3 separate regions of the Homo sapiens genome follow, and all the other regions are linked to region 3. A link is a contact called in ENCODE Hi-C or POLR2A ChIA-PET data. All regions are on one chromosome and are shown on one strand. Each heading gives the region's core, a stretch centred on a gene start or an enhancer-like site at or near the end of the contact. The rest is flanking DNA. Distances are from core to core; before and after follow the strand shown.

What was found. A loop is a pair of places that touch in the nucleus more often than their neighbours do. ChIA-PET counts read pairs that join two places held with the same protein, here RNA polymerase II (POLR2A). Pooled maps may share reads with other maps.
Region 1: a loop to region 3 is called in a pooled map, with 13 times the contacts of the local background. The contact joins the promoter of VSIG10L-AS1 here to the promoter of MBOAT7 in region 3. A Hi-C loop is called at or near these places in 1 of 37 single-sample maps with no recorded cell type and 7 of 50 pooled maps.
Region 2: a loop to region 3 is called in a map of gastrocnemius medialis, with 8 times the contacts of the local background. The contact joins the promoter of ETFB here to the promoter of MBOAT7 in region 3. A Hi-C loop is called at or near these places in 2 of 168 maps with a recorded cell type or tissue (ascending aorta and gastrocnemius medialis), 1 of 37 single-sample maps with no recorded cell type and 12 of 50 pooled maps. POLR2A ChIA-PET finds 5 or more read pairs at or near these places in 2 of 52 experiments (A549 and GM12878).

Annotation. Positions count from the first base shown.
Region 1 is chr19:51,338,565-51,341,689 of GRCh38, reverse strand. It overlaps VSIG10L-AS1 (VSIG10L antisense RNA 1), which reads right to left and starts at 1,670. Exons shown (of 5, transcript NR_186316.1): 1 at 973-1,670; 2 at 516-624. VSIG10L (V-set and immunoglobulin domain containing 10 like) reads left to right here. Exons shown (of 10, transcript NM_001163922.3): 2 at 1-537; 3 at 964-1,257; 4 at 1,391-1,675; 5 at 2,548-2,802. RefSeq lists silencers at 1,517-1,786, 2,437-2,776.
Region 2 is chr19:51,364,223-51,367,637 of GRCh38, reverse strand. It overlaps ETFB (electron transfer flavoprotein subunit beta), which reads left to right and starts at 1,250. Exons shown (of 6, transcript NM_001985.3): 1 at 1,250-1,368. The coding sequence starts at 1,312. It overlaps CLDND2 (claudin domain containing 2), which reads left to right. Exons shown (of 4, transcript NM_152353.3): 3 at 62-181; 4 at 423-540. The coding sequence ends at 496. RefSeq lists silencers at 1-134, 405-454 and an enhancer at 684-1,643.
Region 3 is chr19:54,187,887-54,191,009 of GRCh38, reverse strand. MBOAT7 (membrane bound acylglycerophosphatidylinositol O-acyltransferase MBOAT7) reads left to right here and starts at 1,430. Exons shown (of 8, transcript NM_024298.5): 1 at 1,430-1,672; 2 at 2,499-2,577; 3 at 2,664-2,793. The coding sequence starts at 2,502. It also overlaps a transcript of TSEN34 not described here. RefSeq lists enhancers at 735-1,416, 1,417-2,102.

The DNA of each region.
Region 1 (3,125 bases), core at 421-2,920, 2.8 Mb after region 3:
CTGATATTTCGGATCCTCAAGTTCCTGCCAAAGACCCCAAGCCTTCCTTCACTGTTAAGACCCCAGCTTCAAACATTTCTACTCAAGTCTCCCATACCAAACTGTCTGTTGAGGCCCCAGATTCAAAATTCTCCCCGGATGATATGGATCTTAAACTCTCTGCCCAGAGCCCTGAATCCAAATTTTCTGCAGAGACCCACTCAGCTGCAAGCTTTCCCCAGCAGGTGGGGGGCCCACTCGCTGTGCTGGTGGGGACCACCATCCGGCTCCCCCTAGTCCCAATCCCCAACCCTGGGCCCCCCACCTCTCTGGTGGTCTGGCGCCGGGGCTCAAAGGTGCTGGCAGCTGGGGGCCTGGGGCCAGGGGCACCTCTGATCAGCCTGGACCCTGCTCACCGAGACCACCTGCGATTTGACCAGGCCCGGGGGGTTCTGGAGCTCGCCTCTGCCCAGCTGGACGATGCAGGGGTCTACACGGCTGAGGTCATCCGGGCAGGGGTCTCCCAGCAGACTCACGAGTTCACGGTGGGTGTGTATGGTAAGTGGGCCCTGGCGTCCGGCGTGCAGGCGGCAGGGGCTGCTCTGCTCTGCCAGGCTTTGGGCAAGTCACGGTGCTGTGGGGTCCCTGGATAGGAGAAGAGGACTTCTGGGTTGAGGAAGGGAGAAAAAGAGCTAGAGGTCAAGGCAGGGGTGTCTGAGCAAAGGTGGACCTGGGATGGAGACTCCTGGGAGCCTGAACTCCCAGGTCTGAGGGAGGAGGAGGAGGCTAGGAGCCTCTTCTGGCGAACTCCTGGGTCCCGGAGAGGAGGTGTCTGGGGGCTCAAACTCATAGGTTTATGAGAGGAGAGGGATGGGGGCTGAGACTCCAGGGGCTTAGAGGGAGCAGCGGCTGGGGTTCCCTCTAAGGGGACCAAAGATGGGCTCCAGGACTGGGTGGGTCCTGAGCCCATTCTCCCTCTCCCAGAGCCCCTACCCCAGCTGTCGGTTCAGCCCAAGGCTCCAGAGACAGAGGAGGGGGCGGCCGAGCTCCGGCTGCGCTGCCTGGGGTGGGGGCCAGGTCGCGGGGAGCTGAGCTGGAGCCGGGACGGACGCGCCCTGGAGGCGGCGGAATCGGAGGGAGCCGAGACGCCCCGGATGCGCTCAGAGGGCGACCAGCTGCTCATCGTGCGCCCTGTGCGCAGCGACCACGCCCGGTACACTTGCCGCGTCCGCAGCCCCTTCGGCCACAGGGAGGCTGCCGCCGACGTCAGCGTCTTCTGTGAGTGGGGGATGCCTCGGGTCGGGGACAGGGGGTCCTTGGGGAGAAGCGGGCTGGGGACCCAGTCTCCGGGAGTCCTAGCGGCGTCCCAGGTGACCCTGACACTCGCGGTCCCGACCCCTCCTCCCTCCAGACGGCCCGGACCCGCCGACCATCACGGTCTCCTCGGACCGCGACGCCGCGCCTGCCCGCTTTGTCACCGCGGGCAGTAACGTGACCTTGCGCTGCGCCGCCGCCTCGCGGCCGCCCGCCGACATCACGTGGAGCCTGGCGGACCCGGCCGAGGCCGCGGTGCCCGCGGGGTCGCGCCTCCTGCTGCCCGCGGTCGGACCGGGCCACGCAGGCACCTACGCCTGCCTGGCGGCGAACCCGCGTACCGGCCGCCGCCGCCGCTCGCTGCTCAACCTTACAGTGGCGGGTGAGAGGCTGGAGCGGGAGTAGGGGAATGCCTGGGAGAGGGGCGGGGCCAGAACGAGGGCGGGGCTAGAGGAAAGGGGCGGGGCCAGCAAGGAGGAGCAGCATACCGGTGGGTGGGGCAGGGCCAGCGGGAGGGCGGGTCACCAAGAAGGAGCTGGGATACCCGTGGTGGGGCGGGCCAGCGCGGAGGGGCGGAGACACCTAGGATAAGAGGCGGGGCCAGAAAGAGGATAAGGGAAGGAGCCAAATAGAGTGGCAGGGATGACCAGGACTGACGGGCCGGCCCAGCACTGAGAGGGCGGACATTCCTGGGCATGGAACACTCGACAAAGTCGACAAGCGGAGTTAAATGGCAAAGAGTGGGAGTTAGAAAAGGAAAGAACTAATTTGCTTAAGTGGGATCAGCAAAGGGAGAAGTTACCTGGCAAGGGGGGCGGAGTCACCAGGGAAAGGGGCGAGGTCATTTAGAAAGCGGGCAGAATTGTCTTAGAAAGGGGAAGGGGTCCACAAGGAAGGGCGGAGATATCTGGGAAAAGGGGAGGCTTCTCGGAGTGCAATCCAGGAGGGGGCGAAGTAACCTGGCAGAAGTGGGTGGAGCTGGAAAGGAAGGGGCTGAGTTACGTTTGGGAAGAGAAATATCATTGTGTGAAGATGCAGTTTTCTTAAGAAAGTTGGGCAGTCAGCAGGGCTGCGGGCTACCCACTTAGCGAGGAAGTTAATGGGAAAAGGGAACGGGATCGCAGGAAAAGTGGGGAGTGTGAGCGCCTATGGGGTGGGGCTAGTGAAGAAGGGTGGAGTCACCGCGCGGGGAGGCGGGGCTGGAGAAGAAATGAGAAAGGGACTCCATCTTCATTCTCTCCCTTCTCTCCGCAGACCTGCCCCCCGGGGCCCCACAGTGCTCAGTTGAAGGGGGTCCCGGGGACCGCAGCCTCCGCTTCCGCTGCTCGTGGCCCGGCGGGGCCCCTGCTGCCTCCCTGCAGTTCCAGGGTCTCCCCGAAGGCATCCGCGCCGGGCCAGTGTCCTCTGTGCTGCTGGCGGCCGTCCCCGCCCACCCCCGGCTCAGCGGCGTCCCCATCACCTGCCTTGCTCGCCACCTGGTGGCCACGCGTACCTGCACAGTCACGCCGGGTGAGAGGGCGCGGGGCTTTTTTGCTGTTTCTCGAGGAGGAGGGAGACTTTTTCTTTGGTCCTTCGAAAATTCTGAAGGGGTATGGGGTACGTCCTTAGTCCAAGAAAGAGGCAGGACTTCACTGTCTTCAAACTAGAAAAGGGACAAAGATTTTCCTATACCTCATGGTGGCGGGGTGCAGGGATGGGGGTATTTTTCTGGACACAGGAAGAAGGCCATCACTTTCACACGTGTTCAGAGAGATAAAGCAGTGATATTTTAAAAAGTAACAAGGCCGGGCGCAATAATCGCAGCACTTTGGTAGCTGGGGGCGGGAGGATTG
Region 2 (3,415 bases), core at 1-2,500, 2.8 Mb after region 3:
TGGCCTGGGTGCAGCCCCCACCAGGCCCAGCTAGCTCATCTTGCGGCTGGGCGGGGCCCAGGACTGCTGCTGCTGACCGCCTTGATAGGCTACACCGTGAAGAATGCGTGGAAGAACAACGTCTTCTTCTCTTGGTCCTATTTTTCTGGGTGGCTGGCCTTACCCTTCTCAATTCTCGCGGGTAAACTGGACAGCGGGAAGAGGGTGGAGGAGACTGCCCAGAAGACCCTCACCCCAGAGGCTCCCCAGCTGCCCTCCCAGGAAACCCCGGGGACCTCTCGGGGACTCCCCAACACACTAACGACTCCCGCAGACCCGGCAGAGACCCCCTTGGAGCCCCAAACCCCAGTCCCCGGGGCCCTCCCGGCCATCCGCCCCAGGGCCCACCTTCCTCTCCCTGCTCCGCACCCCCGTCCCCCCAGGCTTCTGCTTTCTGCTGGCAGACATGATCATGCAGAGCACCGACGCCATCAGTGGATTCCCCGTGTGTCTGTGACTGCAGCCTGCCTGGGGCAGAATAAAGGAACGGCTTTTTTTAGCGCTGCGGCTCCGCGTGCTTTTCTGCGGGTCGTGGGGACGCAGGCACGGGGTTGCATAGAGGCTCAGGGAAGACATAAGGACATGAACTCATAGGGAACGTGGAGACAGGGAGACACAGACATGGAGACACAAGTCTCCATGGATTGGGATGGGAACAGGGACATGTGGGAGGGGCGGGGCCAGGAGGGGACGTGGGCCTTTGGAGAGGGTGTGGAGAGGCTGTGGGGACGACATGGAGGTGAAGTAGAGACACGGACAGGGGAGGATACGGATATGGAAGGGACAGGGAACACGGGGATGGAGAGAGTGGAGAGACCGACGCGCGAGGATTCAGAGGCGTGGGAATACGAGTACCGCGACTTGGAGAGGCCGGGAAGAAGTGGGGGATCTGGAGAGGGAGAGCAGATCCGGGGATACCGGGAAGTGTTTATAGGACCGGGAGGATCTATAAACTCCGGGCGCGCTTCCCTCCAGTGCACGACCTTTCCCCTAGTTCTCTGCCCTGCCCTCTCCGCCAGGCCTTTCCTTCTCTCTCCAGGTCCCGCTCGCTCCCCGAGATCCGCTTCCCATTGGTTTGCATTGCTTGCCACACCTCCCTTCCTTCCGGCCTCTCGATTGGTCCTCTGTCGGGGAGGCGGGCTCTGCAGCGGTTGACTGGCTGACCGTGCTGCGCGCAGGCGCAGAGAGGGGCGCGGGGGGCGGGGGTGGTGGGGCTTCTGGACTGAGCCGCTGAGGGTGCGGGCTGACCCTGTAAGTGGCTGCGGCGGGAAGATGGCGGAGCTGCGCGTGCTCGTAGCTGTCAAGAGGGTCATCGACTACGCCGTGAAGGTGATCGGGCCCCCCTCTCCCACATCCCTGAGTCCCGCAGCCGTGTGCTTCCGGGGCCACGAGCGCACACTGGGTGGGGGTCTTCTCGTAACCCCCGACCTCTGCCGCTTTAACCCCCAAACGTCAAAGTCACCTGAGGGCAAAAATCCAAGAGTGAAGTTCTAACATCCGATCCCTCCGGGGTCACGGCCATGTTCTCTTTTCCCTCGTTCTGGATTCACTCTCTTGATAACTGTTCAGAGTGAGTTGCTTTCTCTATTTCTTACCCACTGGAAGAAGTCACGGTCCCTGTTTAATGCACGGAGAAACTGAGGCACAGAGAGGTCACCCAGCTAGAGAAGGGCAGAGCCGAGAGTTCTATCCAGGTTCCTCTGACTGCTTTCACCCACTAGGCTGCATTACTTACCATTGTACTCTTATATTACCCGAAATGTGCTATAGAGGGAGTCAGACAGGGTCCTGTGGGGCCCCAGAAGCTGCTTTCCACCCTCCATAGCCACAGGGTGAGCCAGGAGGCTCTAGCTAGGGAGAGAGAAGTGTGTTTGCTAGAGATGAAAGTTCAAGGAGCCAACCTGACTGAGCTGGGGGTAGCTCACATTCTCCATGAAAGAGGTGGGGGAGGGTGCTCTCAGCGCCTGGCTTGTTGTCCCCAGAGGGAAGCTGGTGTGGACAGAGGTGAATCAGACACGGTCTCTCAGGCCCGTTTCTCTCAATGCTTGGCCTGAACTGGACTGAAGATGGTGACTGTCTGTCCATGTCTGTCCTTCCCATCAGCCTGGGGACTTACCTCCGTGTCCCCAGCATTACCTAGCGCAGGGCCTGGCACCCTGGAGGCCTCAGGGTGGGCAAAACCAGGGTCACAAAGTTGACACTGATACTGCCCCTGCCTGCTTAGGGAGTGGGCTGGGGAAGAGGGTACAGGAGCCAGACTTGAGCATGAAAGTGTCAGTGATGATAGCAGCCAGCATTTAGCGGGTACTTACGTGGCAGGCATCGTTCCAAGTCCTTTGCAGAGATTAACCCATTCAGTCCTTTCAGTACCCTTTGTATTATTTATTATTTATTTTTATTTTTTGAGACGGAGTTTTGCTCTTTTTGCCCAGGCTGGAGTGCAATGGCGCAGTCTTGGCTCACTGCAACCTCAGCCTCCCGAGTTCAAGCAATTCTCCTACCTCAGCCTCCCAGGTAGCTGGGATTACAGGCATGTGCCACCACACCTGGCTAATTTTTTGTATTTTTAGTAGAGATGGGGTTTCACCATGTTGGTCAGGCTGGTCTCAAACTCCAGACCTCAGGTGATCCACCCGCCTGCCTCGGCCCCCCAAAGTGCTGGGATTACAGGTGTGAGCCACCGTGCCTGGCCGACCCTTTGTATTATTAATTCCATTGGATAGATGAGGAAACTGAGGCCTGTCAGATCTCCCAGCCAGTAAGTGGCAGAGTTACGATCGAAACCCCGGGCAAGTCTGGCTCTAGACTCTGCTCTCCCATCTCCCTCAATGCCCCCTGTCCTAATGATGCCTCTGGCAGCACATGACAGGGATGTCACCTGTAGCCCTTTTGAGACACATTCCTCTTGGGGTCCTGGGACCCAACACTTGGTTTCCTCCCTGCTCTGACTGTTCGTTACTGTCACATCTTTGGAGTCCTACAGCTCCCTGGGCCTCTTCTCTCCATCCCAGCCCTGGCCTTCCACGCCTGGCATGTCTGGGATTGGATCCGTCTCCCCCATGGTGCAGGCCCACGTTTGACTCAGCTCTGGTCCCAGCATCACTCAGCACAGAGCCTGGCACATGGATGTCTCTGGTGTGCTCAGGGAGAGAACAGAGGGGAAGCGTGAAGGCCGCGTTGAATCAGCTACTGTCCTTTCCAGAGGGTGCTGCCTTCCCCTCCCGCAGTGCCCCAGGGCTCCCTGCATTACATCCTGTCTCACTGGATGTGTCTGTTGATGTCCTTTTCAGAACAAATAAATGATTCAGACCCTGCCAGCTTCCTAAACACCAGATTAGACCTGGGTACTGTCCCACCCTCTTTCCCTTCTCCCAAA
Region 3 (3,123 bases), core at 181-2,680:
CCTCCGCAAGCGCGGCGACACGCCCCCTTACAAAGGTCCATTTTGGCACCACCCTCTTGCAAAGTGGGCGTCCCCCTTCGGGTGTTCCCGTCAGCGGTCAGAAGCTCTGGAGGCTAAGGCACCGCCGAGGCCACACCCTCTTCCGGACGCTCGAGCCTTCGCTCCTCCTCTTTCCGAACGACTGTGATTCGGCTTTCGGACCTCCTCGCTCTCAGACTCCCACAGTACAAAACCCTGCCCCCTCCCGAGCACAGGAAGTTCGGCGTTCGGGCGTCCTCGGCTCCACCGAATCCGCAGCCCCGCCCCCTTCTCGAACGCCAGCAATTTGACGTTCGGGTGTTCTCGGCTCGGCCGAATCCGTAGCCCCGCCTCCTCCCGGACGCAATAGGTTCGGCGTTCGGGCGTCATCGGCTCCCGGCAGCCTCGCGGCCTGTGGCCCCGCCCCCTCCGAGCGCCAGCGCACCCCAGTTGGGGAGTTCCCGCCCTACGACCGAACCCCACAGCCGAAAGCCCCGCCCCCTGGACACCCGCCGTCCACTCTCCGCTCGGGCGGGCTCACCCCAATTGGGAGCGCTCAGTCCGCCTCCTTGCCTCCCTTCAGAATGTCCCACTGTCCACCGATAGAACCAGCGAGTCACCTCATAAACAGTAATTCGCAGTCGAGGTGGAGCCACCCACTGCGCACCGCGCCACGCGCTCCTTGCTCCACCCCCTCATGCCGACACCCTCGTCAACTTCGTCATCCCGCCCCATCAGCGCCGCGGGAAGTCAGGTCCCGCCCCTCGCAGGACCGAAGCCCCGCCCTCCTCCCGCGGGGGCCACCTTGGCTCCGCCCCACTGAGCGCACCTCCCTCTGCCGCTTCCTCTCCTCTACTTGGGAACTTGAGGATCGTCATCCTGGCCCGGTCCCGTAGGCGCACGCCGGCCCTCGGGGTTCCGCCCCTTTGAGGGCAAGTCGCTTTCGCCCCGCCCCCTTGTAAATACTCATGGGTGTCTGGCGAACCTGTTGACTCCGCCTATCATCCTAGCGTCACTTGTACCCAACTATCTACGAAGTAAACCGAAGCTTGTGGCCCCACCCACATCCGGCCGAGTCTGTGGCCCCGCCCACATCGGAACAGTGACCCTAAGGACTCGACTACCTCCGAAGAAAGCCGAAACATGTGGCTCCGCCCACAGTGGCCTCAGCTCTCCGTTCTCGACTATTGCCGAAGTGAGCCGAAGTTTGTGGCCCCGCTTCCGGAGAACTCAAGCTCCCGATTGTGCCCGAAGGAACCCGAAGGGAGACCCCGCCTCATTCCTCACGCCGAGCTCCAGACCCCGCCTCCTTTCCAGAGCCCGTCTGTTCCCCTTCGGGTCCAAAGCTTTTGGCTCCTCCTTGTTCCGAGCCCGAAGGCCCGCCCCTTCACGTACTCGGAGCTCGGATCCCAGTGTGGACCTGGACTCGAATCCCGTTGCCGACTCGCGCTCTCGGCTTCTGCTCCGGGGCTTCTTCCCTGCCCGCCCGGGGCCCTGACCGTGGCTTCTTCCCCGGCCTGATCTGCGCAGCCCGGCGGGCGCCCAGAAGGAGCAGGCGGCGCGGGGGCGCGCTGGGCGGGGGAGGCGTGGCCGGAGCTGCGGCGGCAAGCGGGCTGGGACTGCTCGGCCGCCTCCTGCCCGGCGAGCAGCTCAGGTGGGCCAGGGTGGCGGCGCCCAGTGGCGAGGCGAGGTTACACGGCGGCAGGGTCTCTGCGGGCTGGCGGGTGCGGGGCGGCCCCGGAGGCGCGTTGGAACTCGGGGCTGGCGCAACCGCCTGTGGCTCTGCCGGGGATGCGCTGGGGTGCGCGGGACGGGTTGGGGCTGGGCCTGGGCCTGGGCCTGGGGAGGGGAGGGTGTTCGATCCCCGGGTTCTCAGTAGGAGAGGGGTGTGGAGCTCCGAAGGAGGTGCAGGTTGGAGACCCGGGCTCCTCTGGGTGGTCTCGAAGGAGAAGGGCTGGGGGGTCCGGATATCTGGTTTCACAAGGGCCGGGGGATGGGGGATCCAAAGAGGGGGTCTGGGTTCCTGGATCCTCGCTGGAAGAGGGGGCTCGGAGGTCTAGATTCCTGGGCTGTCGAAGAGGAAGGGTCCGGGAGGGGTGCCGTTTCTGGGTTTTTAAAAGAGGGGCGTCTTCAAATCTGGGTCCCCAGTATGGGTGCGGGGAGTAGCTTTGATTTCTGCGTTCGCAAAGGAGGGGCTTGGGTGCTGGGAGATCCCCACACTTTCCTGGGTTCTCCAAGGACAGGAGAGCTGGAGGCCTGTGCGCTCAAAGGAGGGGCTGGGGGTGGATTCCTGTCTCCTCCAAGGAGGAAGGGGCTGGAGTCTGGGTTGCTAGGTTCTCAAAGGAGAGGAGCTGAGGCTCATACTCCATCATCCTCAAAAACTGGGGTCTAGAAGGCTGGGTTCCTGGATCCTCGAAGAGGGAGGAGGCAGGGGGCCTGGATTCCTGGGTTCTCACTGTGAATCTCTGCCCCTCCCCCAGACCATGTCGCCTGAAGAATGGACGTATCTAGTGGTTCTTCTTATCTCCATCCCCATCGGCTTCCTCTTTAAGAAAGCCGGTGAGTCAGGCTCCCTCCCCAGTGGAAAATAAAGGGGGGGGACCCTCTGGAAGGTTCCAGGCTTATGCTGTCCCTTCCCCCTGCAGGTCCTGGGCTGAAGAGATGGGGAGCAGCCGCTGTGGGCCTGGGGCTCACCCTGTTCACCTGTGGCCCCCACACTTTGCATTCTCTGGTCACCATCCTCGGGACCTGGGCCCTCATTCAGGCCCAGCCCTGGTGAGAATTTGGTGGAGGGAGGAGAGGGAGAGGAGGGGAGAGGGGGAAGCAACCTGTTTCCTCTTTGAGTCTTTTTCAGCTTCTGCCTCATGTCTAGCTGTCTCTTGTTGATCAGCTCATTTCTCTGTTTCATGTTTGTTTGTTTGTCTTTCTTTCTTTCTTTCTTTCTTTCTTTCTTTCTTTCTTTCTTTCTTTCTTTCTGAGATGGAGTTTCGCTCCTGTTGCCCAGGCTGCAGTTCAGTGGCACGATCTTGGCTCACTGCAACCTCCACCTCCCGGGTTCAAGCGATTCTCTTGCCTCAGCCTCCCAAGTAGCTGGGATTACAGGCA